Linked DNA regions of Homo sapiens: region 2 is linked to region 1. Evidence: read pairs that join two places in POLR2A ChIA-PET (ENCODE). Cell type or tissue: A673. All regions are shown on one strand. Links, peaks and the distances in the headings refer to the core of each region. The heading gives the core; the rest is flanking DNA.

The links. Peaks named below come from ENCODE experiments on the same cell type or tissue, not always from the same donor. Only the 100,000 strongest peaks of a DNase experiment are listed, where the experiment ranks them.
Region 2: POLR2A ChIA-PET joins it to region 1 with 6 read pairs; 2 of 35 experiments call an interaction of 5 or more read pairs at or near these places.

What each region holds. Positions count from the first base shown.
Region 1 is chr16:47,131,357-47,139,783 of GRCh38, forward strand. NETO2 (neuropilin and tolloid like 2) reads right to left here. Exons shown (of 9, transcript NM_018092.5): 2 at 613-669. Among named protein-coding and RNA genes, the nearest start is that of NETO2, 8.4 kb to the right of the region's middle. In A673, for the core only: a CTCF peak has its summit at 1,180; a DNase peak (open chromatin) is centred at 4,955.
Region 2 is chr16:47,274,977-47,283,403 of GRCh38, forward strand. The region is part of intron 10 of ITFG1 (integrin alpha FG-GAP repeat containing 1); the gene reads right to left. ITFG1-AS2 (ITFG1 antisense RNA 2) reads left to right here. Exons shown (of 3, transcript XR_007065056.1): 1 at 1-8,427. Among named protein-coding and RNA genes, the nearest start is that of ITFG1-AS2, 6.2 kb to the left of the region's middle. In A673, for the core only: no CTCF peak of the experiment used is centred there; no DNase peak of the experiment used is centred there.

The DNA of each region.
Region 1 (8,427 bases), core at 222-8,221:
CAAAAGAATCAGCTAAGAGTGATTATTTCCATGGAGCAGGAAGTTAAGTAGGGCAAGATGGGGAACTCATTTTTCCTAATTAACTTTTTAGGAATGCTTTGATTTTTATCATGTGTATGTATTACTTAGATGAAAATAAAAAACAAACAACATTACACTGGAAATGTACTAAATTCAGACATAAAAATCTGGCTAAAAAAAATCACACTAGCTAATCATCAAACATAAATCAAGACAAAAGAACAGAACCAAAGGACTTTGAATAAGATATTAATTGAAGTGTTTCATTTGTTTAAATTAGAAAAAGGGACTTTTATTTTTGCTTAGTGATAAAATATAAATCTCCTTTAATTTTTGGACATAATCCACAGTATGCTAGGAGCTACTAGTGATGTCAATTTTAAAAATTTATCAGGGCAAGACTTTATGCTGACAATTTAGTTAACTGCAGCTAAACTCAGTTAAATTGAGGCTGATGGGTTGACAGAAAGCCTTAGGTCACTGGAACACCCCAAAGGGATTATGAAAATAGTACCCAAAAGTTGCAATCCTTTCAAATAAGCCAGTCCATTGTCTTAAACATGCAGTAAGTCACCAATGTAAGTACTTTACCTTGGGTTTTTTGGGCCACGGCAATCCCTTCCACTACCAGTACTGTTATTAACAACACTAGAGAAATAACAGAGAAGAAAAGTTATGAAATTGAATCTATACTACATTTTACTAAGTCAATAAATAAAATTGGATGACAAAAAAAGATTAACTAAAATCACTATTTATTACTCAAAATTCACTCTCAAGATCTTTAAGCATTAAATGTTATGTTCTGATTTGCTACCTAACCCTTAAGATAACCCAAGAAAAGACAAGTGGTTTTGTACTCATTTATAAGCATTTAATAATACATGGCATTGAAAGCATTTTTCAACTTAATAGTTTTGTTTAAAAAAAAAAAAACACTTGTTTTTTGCAACAGACCTTGCTCATCCTAACTATTCCTCTATTTACTGTAGTCCATCTCAAAGTTTACATGCAGTATAGCTGGCTCTGCAGTGTGCTATGGCAGTGAAAGTTCAATTAGATTATATCTGTTTTCTGAGAACATTCTTAATCAAGACAGAAGTAAGGGGGCAGCAGTCTCCTAGAAATCAATTCAAACTGTCTTATCATTGTGCAGTACTATGCTGTGCTCTGTGCTACAAAGGCTAGCCATATTTAACACTGAAGCTTTTTTCCATGTTGAACATTTCTGAGACCCAATCAACAACATATTGAATTGTTTTGTGTATGTGGTTTGAAGATTTAAAGAAACATTTTCATGGATGCTGCACTCTCCCTTTCAAAGGAAACCACACTGCCAGCCTGTCCCGAACTACTGCGTGAACTGGAGTTATTCATTCAGTGAATAGGCACTTACAGAGTATCCACTGAAGAGCGGGCACCAAGGATGCACAGGTGTGGAGAGAGAAATCGAGCAAAATGGTTAAGAGTATGGACTTAAGGAGTTTCATGAATCTAGGCTAGGGTTCAAGTTTTGCCTTCTACCAGCTGTGAGGCCTTTTCAGCTCAGTTTACTTATTTGTAAAATGGAGATGACGTATAAATAGGTCAACCTCATTGGTGGTTGTGAAGATTAAATGAGATAATGTATATAGTATTTTTATGTGCCAGACATTCTGCTAAATAAATGATGGATATTAGGACAAACCAGCATCCACAAGGAATCAATGTATTGTTGAATCTACAATACAAGGTGAAACGGAGTTTAACAGGAGATATGCAGAAGGCATAATGGAAGCAGAAGGTCCATTCTGCTGGGGGTTAAGGGAAATAGAATGAGGAAAACTCCCAAAAAAGAAGGCATACTCTGGTTGGACCTTACAGTCCTTGAGCCCAGGAAAAGGAGAAAGAAACAGCTTAAATAAGAACATGGAGGGCAGGGCGCTGGTGGCTCATGCCTGCAAATCCCAACACCTTGGGAGGCTGAGGCGAGAGGATTGCTTGAGCCCAGGAGTTCCAGAGGCCCTGTCTCTACGGAAAAAAAAAAAAAAATTAGCCAGGCATGGTGGCATGTGCCTATAGTCCTAGCCACTTGGGAGGCTGAGGCAGGAGGATCACTAGTGCCCAGGAGTTAAGAGGCTGCAGTGAGCCATGATCGTGCCACTGCACTACTGCCTGGGCGAAAGAGTGAGACCATGCCTCAATAACATAAAGTAACATAAAATAACATAACATAAAATGACATAACATAAAATAAAATAAAATAAAATAAAATAAAATAAAATAAAATAAAATAAAATAAAATAAAAACATGGAGGCATGAGCTCTAACCTACAGCAGGTTTTAGGGAACTCTGAGTAATACAGTGTGGTTGGCAAGTGGAAGGCTACAGCAGTATAGTAGGTTAGAGAAAAGTTGGGTGAGATCTGATTGTAACAAGTTTTGAATGGCATGCTAAAAAGTGTGGACTTCTAACTATAATGAGAAGCCCTTGTAGGTTTTTAAACAAGTGTATGACATTATCACTTCTGTGTTTTAGACCAATAATCCTAATGGTTGTGTGGGGTCTATACTTTTAATGAGAAGAGAGAAGATTAGGAAGGAAAGGTGATCATGTTTGCATTACCATCTTTGAAGCAGAGTGGTAGCAGTGGAAAGGGAAAGGAGGAGAAACTAATGACATGGTTCAGGTGTAGAGTCAAGTGCAACTTACAGGACGTGAGGGGTGAGGGAGGTGGAGGCACTGGAGTCTGCTAGTGCAAGTGGTTGGTAGACAGTTACCACTGTTCACTCAATAGCACGTACTGGGTGTCTACTACCAAAGTCACCAACGTAGAAATGGTTAAGAGGTAGCTCTTGTTATTCAGTTCGTATCTTAAAATCTAATTCTTTGACCTCTTCATCCTTGGTTTCTTGCATCCTTGCTGACCTCTGTGTCTCCTCTGTCTTTTCTCAATAACGTTAATTTCCCCCTTCCCTTTTTTTGGTTGATGGTAGTGTTGAAGATCTCACGTTATGCTGAGATCTTGAACTCTTCACATCTTTACACTGGATCTGATTAGAAGAATGGAGTTTTGAAACATTTTTTAATACAGAAGATTTATGATCAAAAAGAAAAGTCAGGTAATAGTAGGTATTTGATAATTCAGCAAATAACCCAACCATTTGTGTCAATTTATCTCATTAGTAGACACTATCTCCCCAGGCATATCATTCAGATCATATGCCACTGGTCAATATTTCGTGCGCAGTATACCATTCCTCCTTAATCACAGGTGTAACTATTTACCAGTTTGACATTTACAAATCCATCTATAAGCAAATAACCACACAAAGCCAGCAGACAGGGCATGTAAGAGGCCAATAAACTGAAGGCAAGACAGCAACGGCAACTATGGCAAAGGGATGAACTGTGCCAGCACAATTACGGTATACAATGACCAATAAAAATGTGCTTGTATAAAATAACTGCTTTATGAAATTTGCACAGAATACACAAGTAAGGCAGAACAATCATACTGAAAATAAAGTTGCAAGGCCAAATAGCCTATTATATTCTTTTCAACTTTATTTAGAGGGCTGCACAGTTTTCTTTTTTTCTCAAGTAATTACTAGCTATTCACAACTCAATCGACCAAATGAGCTGTGCCACTAAATATAAAAACGACGTATAAAGAATAGGGCGAATCTGCACAGCAATTAGGGATAGAAAGATGTACTGATACAGTTTTTGGTAATACAGTTGTGACTATTAATCCATTCTAAATTCTGTATCATTATAAACACAGTTTCCTGAGTTGTATAACAAGGTCTTTGTACACTGCTTGAGTTATAATCAGGCTGAGATATTAAAACAAATTCCATTAATGCTAAACCCTGCAATTATTTAGCACATGAAGCAGTTCTGTGGTTCTTTGTTCTGTCTTTATTCCCAATCTAGGTGCCACTGTTTCCTCTTACCAAAAGGATCAATTATATCTCAAATACAGGAAGACCTCACACTTTGAATTCAATGATAATGTATATAGGAAGGCGCTAATTCTATAAGGCAGAAATCTACACAAAAATAATTCTAAACTCTTTAACCATGCAATTTGATTGTACAGAGAACTGCTTGTGATTTGATGCTTGAAAAAGGTAATGTCCACCATTTATGATGTTACTCCTGGTTCTAGAGTTGAATTTAGTCTTATTTAGTCAGACCTGTGTACAGATCTGACCTAAAATGAAGTCACTCAGATGATAAAAGACAGGTGCTATTCAGGCTGTTAAACAATCCTCAAAGCCACTCCCTTTATTCCTCCTCTTTTTACCCTGAATCACTGTCATTTTAGCTCTAAGCAGACAATTCTGTTCCTAGGCCTTCCAATTTTAAGGCCTACTTTCCACTGTAAAAAATAAAAAAAAAAAGGTCAAATTTATTCTTTTCACTATTACTTAATAGTGGCAATTCTAGTGAATGCAATAAATACTGGAAAGAAGACAAAATTATTATTTATAGATTTCAATGTTATTGAAAACCTAAAAACCTCAAGAGAATTATTTGAAAAATTATTACACCTATTAAGGGAAGAAAGTAAAACTAAAATAAATAAACAATAAATATACTGAATAAAACAGAGCAGTAACATGTTTCTGAGCAGTAAAATAATGCTGCAAAGATAATGAGTCTTTCCAATAGGCCATACATTTAATATTTTAATCAAACTCTTAGTGGGTCCTGTTTTTGGACTTAACAAAACGTTTCTGATGCTCATCTTGAAGACTTTGTTATACTGGCCAAAGAAAATTTAGAAATCACATAGAATAAATAAAAACAATATATGATATATTTATTGTAAAGCTACAGTAATTAAAAAATGTAGCAATGACATAGGAAGAAACAGATGATCTGTTAAATACATGCAGGAACCCATTGTCTAACAGGTAGTGAGTCACTTCCTGGTGGCAATGAACCAAACAGACAAGGTCCTTATTCTCCAGCACCTTACAGATAACAAAATGGAAAAAAATTAAAAGCTCAGAAATAGATATATATATCCAAGAATTAATTTTTATTTATTGACTGATTGAGACAGTCTCACTCTGTCGCCTATGCTGGAGTGCAGTGGCGTGATTTTGGCTCACTTAACCTCTGCTTCTGGGTTCAAGCAATTCTCGTACCTCAGTTTCCTGAGTAGCTGGGACTACAGGCATGCGCCACCACGGCCAGCTCATTTTTTCTATTTTAGTAGAGACGGGGTTTCACTGTGTTGGCCAGGCTGGTCTCAAACTCCTGGCCTCAAATGATCTGCCCGCCTCAGCCTCCCAAAGTGCTGAGATTACAGGCATGAGTCACCACACCCAGCCCCAAGAATTTATTATGATATACATGGTATTTGAAATCCTTGGTGAAAGGATGGATTTAATAAATGGTTCTGGGATAACATATTAATTCTTTGAAATAAAAATAGATCTCGCCTTCAAGCTAAAAACAAAAAATAAATACTAGATTGGGAAAAAAAAGGTGAATTATGTATATATTTTGAGGTGAAGAGCACCTTCATTTACTAACGACAGACACATAAATAAAAACTAATAATAAATGGGGGAAAAAAGATTAGACCATCATAAAAATGTGCCAAAACCCAAAAATTCAGCCTTACAAACATACAAACATACATACATATATACATGTACAGATTCTAGTGTTGGTCAGGCTATAGGAAACTGACATACTCATATAATGCCACTGGATTACAAACTGGCACAACTTTTTGGAGGTTAATCTGGTAGAATATATTAAGGCTCAAAAATGTGCAAATCCCACCAGCATTTCTACTTCCAGGTGTGGGAACTGAATCACTGTGACCGTGGTCCTCAAACTTTAATGTGCATCATAATCACCTTGGGTTTATTAACTCACAGATGGGAGTACTTTCAGAGACTCTGATCCACTGGGTCTGAGGCAGGGCTTGAGAATCTGCCTTTTAACAAATTCTCTAGGGATGCAGAAGCTGCTGGAGCTGGGACCACACTGTGAGTACCACTGCAACAGGAGCATGGCAGATTACTGAAAGCAACAGTGAGAGGTGGCCTTTTCCCTCCTTTGGTAGTGGCAGGAGACATGTTTGGACCAATATGGATTGGGCAGGGCAGGGGTGGGCGAAAAGGAGTTGAGTCGATTTTGGAAACGTTGAACTTGAGGTGAAGGCTCTACTATCTATTCTTATAAGGGCTCCAACAAATACTTCTTGTTTCTGAACATCTGCACTTGCCAGGGACCTTGGACCTCTTTGCTTCCATGAAAGTACATTTTCTAAAACCTGCTTTCTCCAGGAACCCTTTCCAGATTAATTTTACTTGACTGCATTCAGACTTTTCACTTCTGATCATTCAACAGCTCTCCATCTGTTTTTTAATTTTTTTGTTCTTATACTGATTTTGCACACTTCTATGTTAGCATTAGGTTTGGCATGAGTAACAGAAATACCTAAACTAACAGTTTAAAACAAGATAGAAATACATTGCTCTGTCATGCGAACAAGCTGGACATAGGGAGTCAAGCATCAGAGTGAAGGCTCTATAAATACCAGGACCTGGGTTCCTTCTGTCTCACTACCCAGCTGTGAGAGGCTCATTTCCAAGGTCACCCTATGGTCCAGTATGAGGCTGGAGTGCCAGCTATTCTATCTTCATTATAGCTCCCATGTCTGCATTCTAGTTATCAAGAATGATGACTTGATAAAGGGCATTCTCTCTTTCTTTAAAAACACTTGCCCAGGGCCAGGCGCGGTGACTCACGCCTGTAATCCCAGCACTTTGCGAGGCTGAGGTGGGCGGGTCATGAGGTCAGAAGTTCAAGACCAGCCTGAACAATATGGTGAAACCCCGTCTCTAATAAAAATACAAAAATTAGCCGGGCATGGTGGCACACGCCTGTAGTCCCAGCTACTGGGGAGGCTGAGGCAGGAGAATCGCTTGAACCTGGGAGGCAGAGGTTGTGGTGCGCCAAGATCGTGCCACTGCACTCCAGCCTGGGTGACAGAGCAAGACTCCATCTCAAACAAAACAAAACAAAAACACTTGCCCATAATCTACAATGATTTCAAAATAAAAGTTTAAACAACAAAAACAACAATTCCCCTAAGTTGCACACATCATTTTCTACTTATATCTAACTGGCTAGACTTAGTCACATGGTCACCTAAACCAACAGGAAACTGGTAAATAGTCTTCATTTTGGGGAACTGTGCGCTCAGTTAAATTCAGAGAATTACTGACAAATAGTTAAATGGACATTTCTAGACAACTGGAAGTTTCTGCCACAGTCCCTATAGTGTATTATGTACACAGCAGCCAGTGACCTTTTCAAAATACAAATCAGATCACATCACAGCCTTGCTTAAAATCTTCCAGTAGAGTCCCATTATAGTTAGAACAACTCTGTGCCCCTTACTCTGACTTCGGAGGTACTATGTGACCTGGAGCCTGCGTGTCTCTCTGGCCTTCCGAGCGCTCTCTACTAGAACACAGGCCGCCTTCCCATCACTCAAAACACATCAAGCTAATTCTTGCCTCAGGAACCAGCTGTGCCTTCGGCCTAGAATCTCTTTGGCTGATTCCTTCCTGTTGTTCAGGTCTTGTGAGGCTTTCCCAATTTCTAAATAAGCGCTACATTTTCTCCTTCATTTTGCTTTACTTCATTATTATATTACCTGGTATTTTGAGTCTTGTTGGTTGTCTGTCTCTTCTCACTAGAAAGAAGGGCCTTGTCTGTCTGATTCACTGATGCATCTCCACAGCCTAAAAGACTGTCTGGCCTCAACAGTATTCAATACAGACACGATGAACACATGGGGGTGACTGAGCGCGACTCCAGTGCATCTTCTTTGTAACCGCAAACACATAGCACAGTAACTGACAGGCACACATCTTGGATGAACAAACAGTAGCCACACATGTGACCTTGCTTTTTTAAATGCGAGCACAAATCAGGGGATGGGAAAAGAACTGAGATTCCCCCCCACCCTCCTGAGATACCCTGCCACCACTGTTATTTTCCTCAAGCTGGCTCAATTTACCTTTGTTAGTAATTAAGTGTGTCTCTTTCTACATCTTCCTGTGTTAAGCAACTCAGTGGTAAACATAAAGCTTTTAAAATCCAACACAGAGAACCACCTACCTGGTCTCTCTGCTCATTACCATTTCCTATAATGACAGCAGAACAGAGTTCAATTAGAGTCCACATACTATTTGACATGGCAGTCACTTGTTTTTGATAAACTATGTTCCAAAGAACAAAAAAAGTACCCAAATTTAATCAAACTCAATCATACTTTACTAGTTAAGAACAAAGATGGATGGTGAACTTTGGGATCACTCCAGCCTACATATGCTAATGACATGCCAATCACTTTAGTAAGAAAGAGTAACTCTATAGCAGAA
Region 2 (8,427 bases), core at 225-8,224, 140 kb after region 1:
CTGTTCACTATGGGAAGAAGGGGAGGGAAGGAATTTCTAAGACTTATGAACAATAGAATTTTGAAAGTGTGGCTAACACAACCAGGGATTTTATCTGGTGAATTTTACATATCACATGTCTGTTATTTTTAATAGTTTCCTCTGCTTGGGTTCATGTTCATAAATCTTTTGCTAAATTTCCACATGTACCTGACATGTATGAATCTGTTATTCTACTCTGTTTAGCTGACATTGAATGTCTACTTCCTGAAAGGACCTGGAATAATATATTTTCTTTGGATTTGAGAATCCCAGTCCTCTCCTTTGTTATTATATTTCTTCAACTGCTGTTTTTGGATTATACAGGGCACTGTTTGTGAAATGTCACTTATGGGGCTAAATAATAATGCTATCAAGTAAATACACAATAATAGGTATTTATAAAATATAGCTATATAAAATACAGTACATTTTATATGAGAGAGTTGCATCACACAAGCATAGCTTCTCAAGCTAGTAAGATAAAAATCACGTACATGCTGGAGTTAATCCACACAGATTTAACGTTCTGAATCCAACTGCATGCTTGACATGCTGTAGGAGATCAATATATAATCTGTTTTTCACCAACTGTAGAGGTATAGTAAAAAGGCTAGAGAATTGTGTTTTCATATGTAATCTTCTCCATTTTATCTTACAATATATATTACTGTATATGTATAGGGAAGATGACACAAATCCATATATGTATATTTTAACTTGTGAGTGATTTAATGGATTTTAAAGAGTAATTCTGCCATTTTTAGACTGACTTTAAAACCTAATTTGTGATTCTGCCACATATCAAAATGCAAACAGTGATCATCTCTGGGTGATTTTTAAGCTTTTAAAATTTGTACTTCCTAAATTGCTATAATCTGTGATTAGAAGAATAAATAAAATAAAAAGTACTGTACTATATTTACATTCTATTAAGTCATACATGGTTCTGTTACATATTACAAAATAAACTCTTCTGAATAAAAAGAATGTATGGTCATGAACAAGTCAATGATACCAAATAACACCATGACTACTCAACACTGTAATGAAGGTCCTGGCCAATGCAATAAGACTAAAAAAGAAAGAAGAGATACAATACTTACATAGCAAGAGATCATTTTTATTTTCAAATGAAATAATTATCTATATAGGAAATCCAAGAGAATATGCCAATTATTAGAATAAGAAAATAGTCAGATTGATGAATATAAGATCCACATACCAAAATCAATAGCCTCCTTAAATTTCAATAATAGTCATTAGAAAAGTAATAGGAAAAAAAAATCTCATTCAATAACAATGAAATCTCTAAGTTTTAAAAAATAATCTAGCAAAAGCTGTGTCGGAGTTTTATGAAGATAATGGCAAAACATTACCAGGGGAAATGTAAAGACAATGTGAATAAATGTTATGGAATGGAAGATTCAACATCACAAATAGTTCCTCAAAAATTAATCTTTAAATAAAATGTAATCAAATCAATCAAGAAGTCAACAGAATTTTTTTTGGTCAAATAAGAAAAATTAATTCTAAATTCATGTGAAGGGACAAAGGGACAAGAATAGTCAAGACAATTCTGAAGACAAAATTACATGGGAAGGTATTTCCCTATCAGATATCAAACATTATTTTAGAGCTAGAATGATTAATACTATGTGGAATCAGTGCACAGACTGATAATTAAGGTAAGGCACCAAAATAGAAGGCACAGAAATAGGACCACACACACAGAGAAACTGGATACACACAAACGTGGCATTACAAGTCAGTGGGGAAAAATACACTACTCATTAAGCATGGGGACAACTGGTTATCCAAGAGAAATGAATTAAACTAGGTTCTTTTGATGCAATACACAAAAATAAAGTTTAGGTACATTAAAAGCCTACATATGAAAAGTAAAATTCTAAAACTTTTATGATAAAATACAGGAAAATATCTTTATGACCACAAGATAGATCATTATTACCTAAATAAGATCGAGAAAAGCTGAGATTGCAAACAAAATAACCTGTATTCATTCTGTGCACATCTGTAACATTAAGCTAGCTATAATTATCCCTATTCTCTCCCATTTTGTTTTGTCACATGAGAAGAGCCTACTGAATACCACTGAGTTATCATTACTATTGTGGCAGCTTATACACAATTACATGTAAAAATGTACTAGATTATAATTTTAACTGAGCTATATAGCTCATCAAAAACATTATATTATCTTAAAATCAGTTTGCTTGTTTTATTGGAAATATAATCCATGCATTTTAATTTCCCAAATTGTAAAAATTAAATACAATTGTCCCTAGGTATACACATGAGATTGGTTCCAGGACCAGCCCCCAGTACCCATACCCAAATCCACACATACTGAAGTCCATAGTCAGCCCTTTGGGGTCCGATGCCATAGGAAATATGTACAAGGGTTTGCATCCCACGAATACTATATTTTCCATCTGTGTTTGGTAGTGGATGCAGAATCCACAGGTAAGGAGAGCTGACTGTATTTATTGAAAAAATTCCACATAAGTGCATCAGCAGAGTTCAAACTGGTACTTTTCAGTGGTCAACTGTATAAGAATATATTTACAATATGGCAGTGAACACAGTACCTTGAAACTTCAAAAGAAAATTAGATATGACCATTTCAACATGCAATATAGTAAGAACTATTCACGTTTGGCTACTAAGGAATTGAAATGTGGCTATTCTGAATTCAGATGTGCTTTAGTGTAAACTACAGAGTGGATTTTGAAGAAGTAGTATGTACGCACAAAAAATACATACTACAACAACACAACTGTGTTTTGAAGAATATGCTACTAAATTTCTTATTCTGTAAGGAGATGGCTGTGTGTGATATGCCAGCACATACACTTATTTCAGCTATTATATTTGGGAGAGACAAGCTTATGTCCCAGTTCAAGCTCAGAATTGCCCATAATCAGAACAAATATCTTGCGCAAACAGATAACCTTTAAAGTATATCACAAAATTATATATAAAATATAAGGCAGAATAAATTTGTTTCAGCATTAAACCAATTATTTATTCACATATCTACCTGTGTTCCCTCATACTCCTATTGTCTAAAGGGGAGATTAAGTTTATATCTGTTCATTGGTCTTGAGGTCTGCTTCCAGTCTTTATTTAAAGCAGTCTTACTTAACGGAGATTACAAATGGAGATTTTGTGTATAGAAGTGTCAGTGTTTAACATGTTTTCATGTAAATAGAACAGACATAAAGAATAGTGGTGGAGTCGAGGAGAACACAAGTCACAGGGGTCTCAGTTGTATCAGAATAATCTGAACAAATATGACCAAAAGTGAAGATTTCTCAGAATGGTGGTGATTTGAAAGGTGATTGGAAGACGCCATTTACAAATGGAGTTTCTTTCCAGGCACTGGGACTAGGGCTGAGTCAGTCTAGGGCAGGAACAGAAGGGGCGGCTGCTGCTACCTCGCTCCACATTTCAGATGGTAGAGCATTATGCACAAGTGTCCATGGTCCAGGCAGTATGCAAGAGAGATGAGAAAGCATGCGAGGCAGGCCGACTTGTTTCTGCTCTTTCTATTCCTGCCTGGACCAGCAATTTCACTGCTATTCTGTGACAGATCTGTCACACACAGGCTTAGATAAAAAATATTTCTGTATAGAAAAAAAAGTTGTGAAAGTGATATTTTTGAACTTCTAATGCTGTTACTCTAGGGAAAAGCCAGTAGTGGCAATGGGGAGGAAGGGAGAGACTTACCATATGTGAAGGGAAAATAACTCAGCAACTGGAGTGGAAATGATTATTATCAGCTAATAGGAATTATGTCAACCTAAATATTACTCACTGACAGCACAGCTATGTACAATTTATGATAAGGGAATAACTTAAGCAATGGTGAATACTTATGAAAGACTTGAAATTCTTACATTTCTTCTGCATTCAAAGTTTAACATTCATAAAAAATTAGGAACCAAGTTACATTCTGAATCTTCCTATTTTTTTTTATTTTTGAGTTTAGAGTTTTTTTATATATTGTGAATACAAATCCTTTGTGAATGAGATTTGCAATTATTATTTCTCCTAGTCTGTGGCTTGTTTTTTCATCCTCTTTGCAATGTCTTTTGTGAAGTAAAGGTCTGAATTTTGATAAAGGTCAACTTATCAGCCTTTCTCTTTCGTTGACTGTGTTTCTGGTGTCATGGCTAAGAGCTCTTCAACTAACTCAATCTAGGTCACAAAGACTTTCTATGTCTTCTAAAGGTTTCATCATTTTATGTTTTACATTTAAGCTTGTAATCTATTTTGAGTTAGTTTTTGTGTAAGATATGATGTTTAGTCAAGGTTTTTTTTTCCCTGCTAGGGATGCCCAGTTTTTCCAATACCATCTGTTATAAAGACTATCTTTTCTCCATTGAAAAAGAGACTACACTTCTCTTAAACACCGTTAGCTGTACTAGTAAGCTGTACTTGTTTGGCAGTCTAAGTTATTCCACTGATCTATGTGTCTACTGCCTTGCCAATACCACACTGTCTTGATTATTGTAGCTATATAGTAAAATCCTTAACTTAGGGAGTGTGATTTCTCCAATTTTATATTCTTTTTCAAAACTGATTTAGCTATTTTGGTTCCTTTGTCTTTTCATATAAATTATAGAATCAATTTGTCTGTATCTACAAAAAAACTCTACTGCGATTTTGATAGGAATGACAATAACTCTACATATTGAGAGAAATGATATTTTTGGATGTTGAGTCTTCCAGTGCCTGAATATGGTATGTCTCACCAATGGTCTTCTTTGATTTCTTTCATCAGCATTTTGGAGTTAATGACATATAGATACTTAATATGTTTCATTTATACTTAAGTATTTTGTTTCTTAATGCTGCTTTAAATTGGATTGTATTGATTTCTATTTCTAGTTGTTCATTGCTAATATATAGAAATAAGAGTGATTCTTGTGTATTGATCTTGTATCCTGCCACTATCTTAAATTCACTTAATAGTTACATGAGGTTTTTTTTCCCTAATTCTTTCAAATTTTCTACACCAACAATCATGTCACCTCAATAGGGGAAGTCTGACCTCTTTCTTTACAATTTGTATGTCTTTTATTTCTTATTCTTGCTTTACTGCACTGGGTAAGACTTCCAGTACTAGGTTCAATGGGAGTAGAGAGAGAACACAAACTTGCCTTATTCTCAGTATTAGAGAAAAGCATTACTTTTACTTTCACCATTAATTATAAGGTTGGCTGTAGATTTTTTTATAATTCTTTATCAAGTTGATGACGTTCCCTTGTATTCCCATATTTCTGAGAGGTTTTATCATGAATGCATTGAATTTTGTTAAATGATTTTTCTACATGAACTGATATGCTTATTCCTTTATTTAAAATAGTAAATGGAGGAATAAAATGATTTTTAAATATTAAATAACTGTACATCCCTGGAATAAAGCCCACTTGGTTGTGGTGTATTATTTTTGATATATTGCTGGGATTCTTTGGTATAATGGGAAATATATATTTGGTCTTGGTCCCCAGTTCCTGGCATGGAGCTCCTAAATGGAATTTCCTGAGCAATAGGAGCATCTTTTGTTACTCATAACAGGCCCTTCCAATTATCTGAGTTTATGCTAATGAGATGAGCTATCTCATCTATCTTGAGTTTATGCTAAGGCCCTTAGATAGCTTCAGGATGAGGCCTTTCACCAGAAACAACAATCTTTGATCAGAGGGTTGGAACTTTCAGTCTCACCCCCTAATCGTCCCAGAAAAGAGAGGAGGAGCAGCTTGAGTCCAACGACCAATGGCCAATGACTGAATCAATCATGCCTACGTAATGAAGCCTCCCTAAAAACCTCTAAACGACAGGATTTGGTGAATACATCCAGTTGTGAGGGTGGGACACTCTAACTCCATGGGGACAAAAAAGGCCATGCTTGTGACCCTTGTGACCTTACCCTAATGTACCTCTTCATTTTGCTGTTCACTTGCTTCTTTTAGAATAAACTACAATAGAATGTATAGCATTTTCCAGAGTTTGGTGAGTCTTACTAGCACATTATTGAACATGGGGAGGAATGAGGACTCCTGAATTTGTAGCCAAGTTGGAGAGAAATCTGGGTATCCTGGGGACTGGAGCTTGAGATCGGGATATGAAGTCAAGGCAGTCTTGTGGAACAGAATCCTTAACAAATGTAGAGTTGCACACTTACTCTGGGAATTTGGTGTCAGTGGCTTGGATCACTGGGCACACAAGTGGTACTGGAGAATCAGAGATTCAATGTGCTAATTTGTTGTTGGGTAATTTTTCATCTCTGTTCATGAAGTATTAGTCTGTAGTTTTCTTTTTTTGTACTGTTTTTGCCTGGTTTGGCATTAAGGTTAACATCAGCCTCCTAAATTTAGTTGAATTGAGAAGTGTCCCTTAGTCTTCTATTTTCTGGAAGAGCTTATGTAGAACTGGAATTATTTAAAGGTTTCGTAGAATTTGTTAGTGAAACTATCTGGGCCTGGAGATTTCTTTTTCAGAAGGTTGTGGTTAAAGTTTTAATCTCTTTAATAGTTATACAATGGTTCCTATGATCTATTTCACTTTGAATGAATTTTGATAGTGTGTGGTTTTCAAGGAATTGTTAAATTAAGTCAAAGTTGTCAATTTATGCATGGAGGGTTGTTCATTGCAACAACACTAATCCTTTAAGCATCTGAACATCTGTAGTAAAATCTTCTGTTTCATTTTTGTTATTGTTTAAAAACTAACAATCCTCTCTTTTTTTTTGTCAGTCTTGTTAGAGGTTTAACGATTTTGTTGATATTTTCCAAAAACCAGCTTTTGATTTGCCTTTGTTATTTTTCTGTTTTTACTATTTATTTATTTTTATAGATTTAAGGGCTACAAGTGCAGTTTTGTTACATGGACATATTATGTAGTGATGAAGTCTGGGCTTTTAGTATACAATAGTATATACTGTACTCATTAAATAATTTCTCATCCCTCACATCCCCTCAGCTTCATGGGTACAATATATACTATTTGTATACATAGTTAATAGTTATACAATGTAATAATTTCTCATCCCTCACATCCCCTCAGCCTCATGGGTACAATATATCCTATTGTACCCACGTACAGTACAGTAGTATATATTGTACCCATGAGGCTGAGCGGGTATGAGGGATGAGAAATTACTACATTGGTACAATATATACTACTGTACCCATGAGTTGTACCCATTAAGTAATTTCTCATCCCTTACACCCCCTCAGCCTTGCGAGTCTTCACTATTACTCCATCCTCTATGTCCATGTGTACATATTATTTAGCTTGTATTCACAAGTGAGAACATGCAGTATTTGACTTTGTTTCTGAGTTATTTCACTTAAGACAGTTCCAGCCATGTTGCTGCAAAAGACACGATTTCATTCTTTTTTATAGATGAGTCGTATTCCATGGTGTATATGTATATGATATATATATTTTTTTATCCAATCATCTGTTGATGGGGAACTTAGGTTGATTCCATAGCTTTGCTACTATGAATAGTGCTGCAAAAAACATATGAGTACAGGTATCCTTTTGGTATAATGATTTCTTTGCCTTTGGTTAAGTACCCAGTAGTAGGATTGCTACGTCAAATGGTAATTCTATTTTTAGTTCTTTGAGGAATCTCCATACTGTTTTCCACAGAGGTTGTATTAATTTTCATTCCCAATGACAGCAAATAAGTGGCCCCTTTTCTCCACATCCTCGCCAACATGTTGTTTTTTGACTTAACAGCTGTTCTGACTGGTGAAAGATGGTATATTTCATTGTGGTTTTAATTCTTATTTCTCTGATGACTAGTAATGTTGAATATTTTTTCATGCTTGTCAGTCACTTGTATGTCTTTGTCTGAAAAATGTTTGTTCATGTCCTTTGCCCAGTTTTTAATGGGGTTGCTTTTTTTTCTTGCTGAGTTGAATTCCTTGTAGATTCTGGATATTAACCCTTTGTCAGATGTTCAGTTTGCAAATATTTTCTCCCATTCTGTAGGCTGTCTGCTTACTCTGTTCATTATTTATTTTGCTATGTAGATAAGCCTTTTAGTTTAATTGAGTTCCATGTATCTATTTTTGTTTTTATTGTGTTTGCTTTTGAGGACTTATTCATAAAGTCTCCCTAGGCCAATGTCTAGAAGAGTTTTTCCTAGGTTTTCTTCCAGGATTTTTATAGTTTCAGGTCTTACATTTAAGATTTTAATCCACCTTGAGTTAATTTTTGTATATGGTGAGAGACAGGGGTCCAGTTTAATTTTTCTGCATATGGCTAGCCAATTTTCCCAGCATCATTCTTTGAAGAGACTGTCCTCTCCCCATTGTGTATTTTTGTCAACTTTGTTGAATATTAGTTGGTTGAAGGTATGTGGGT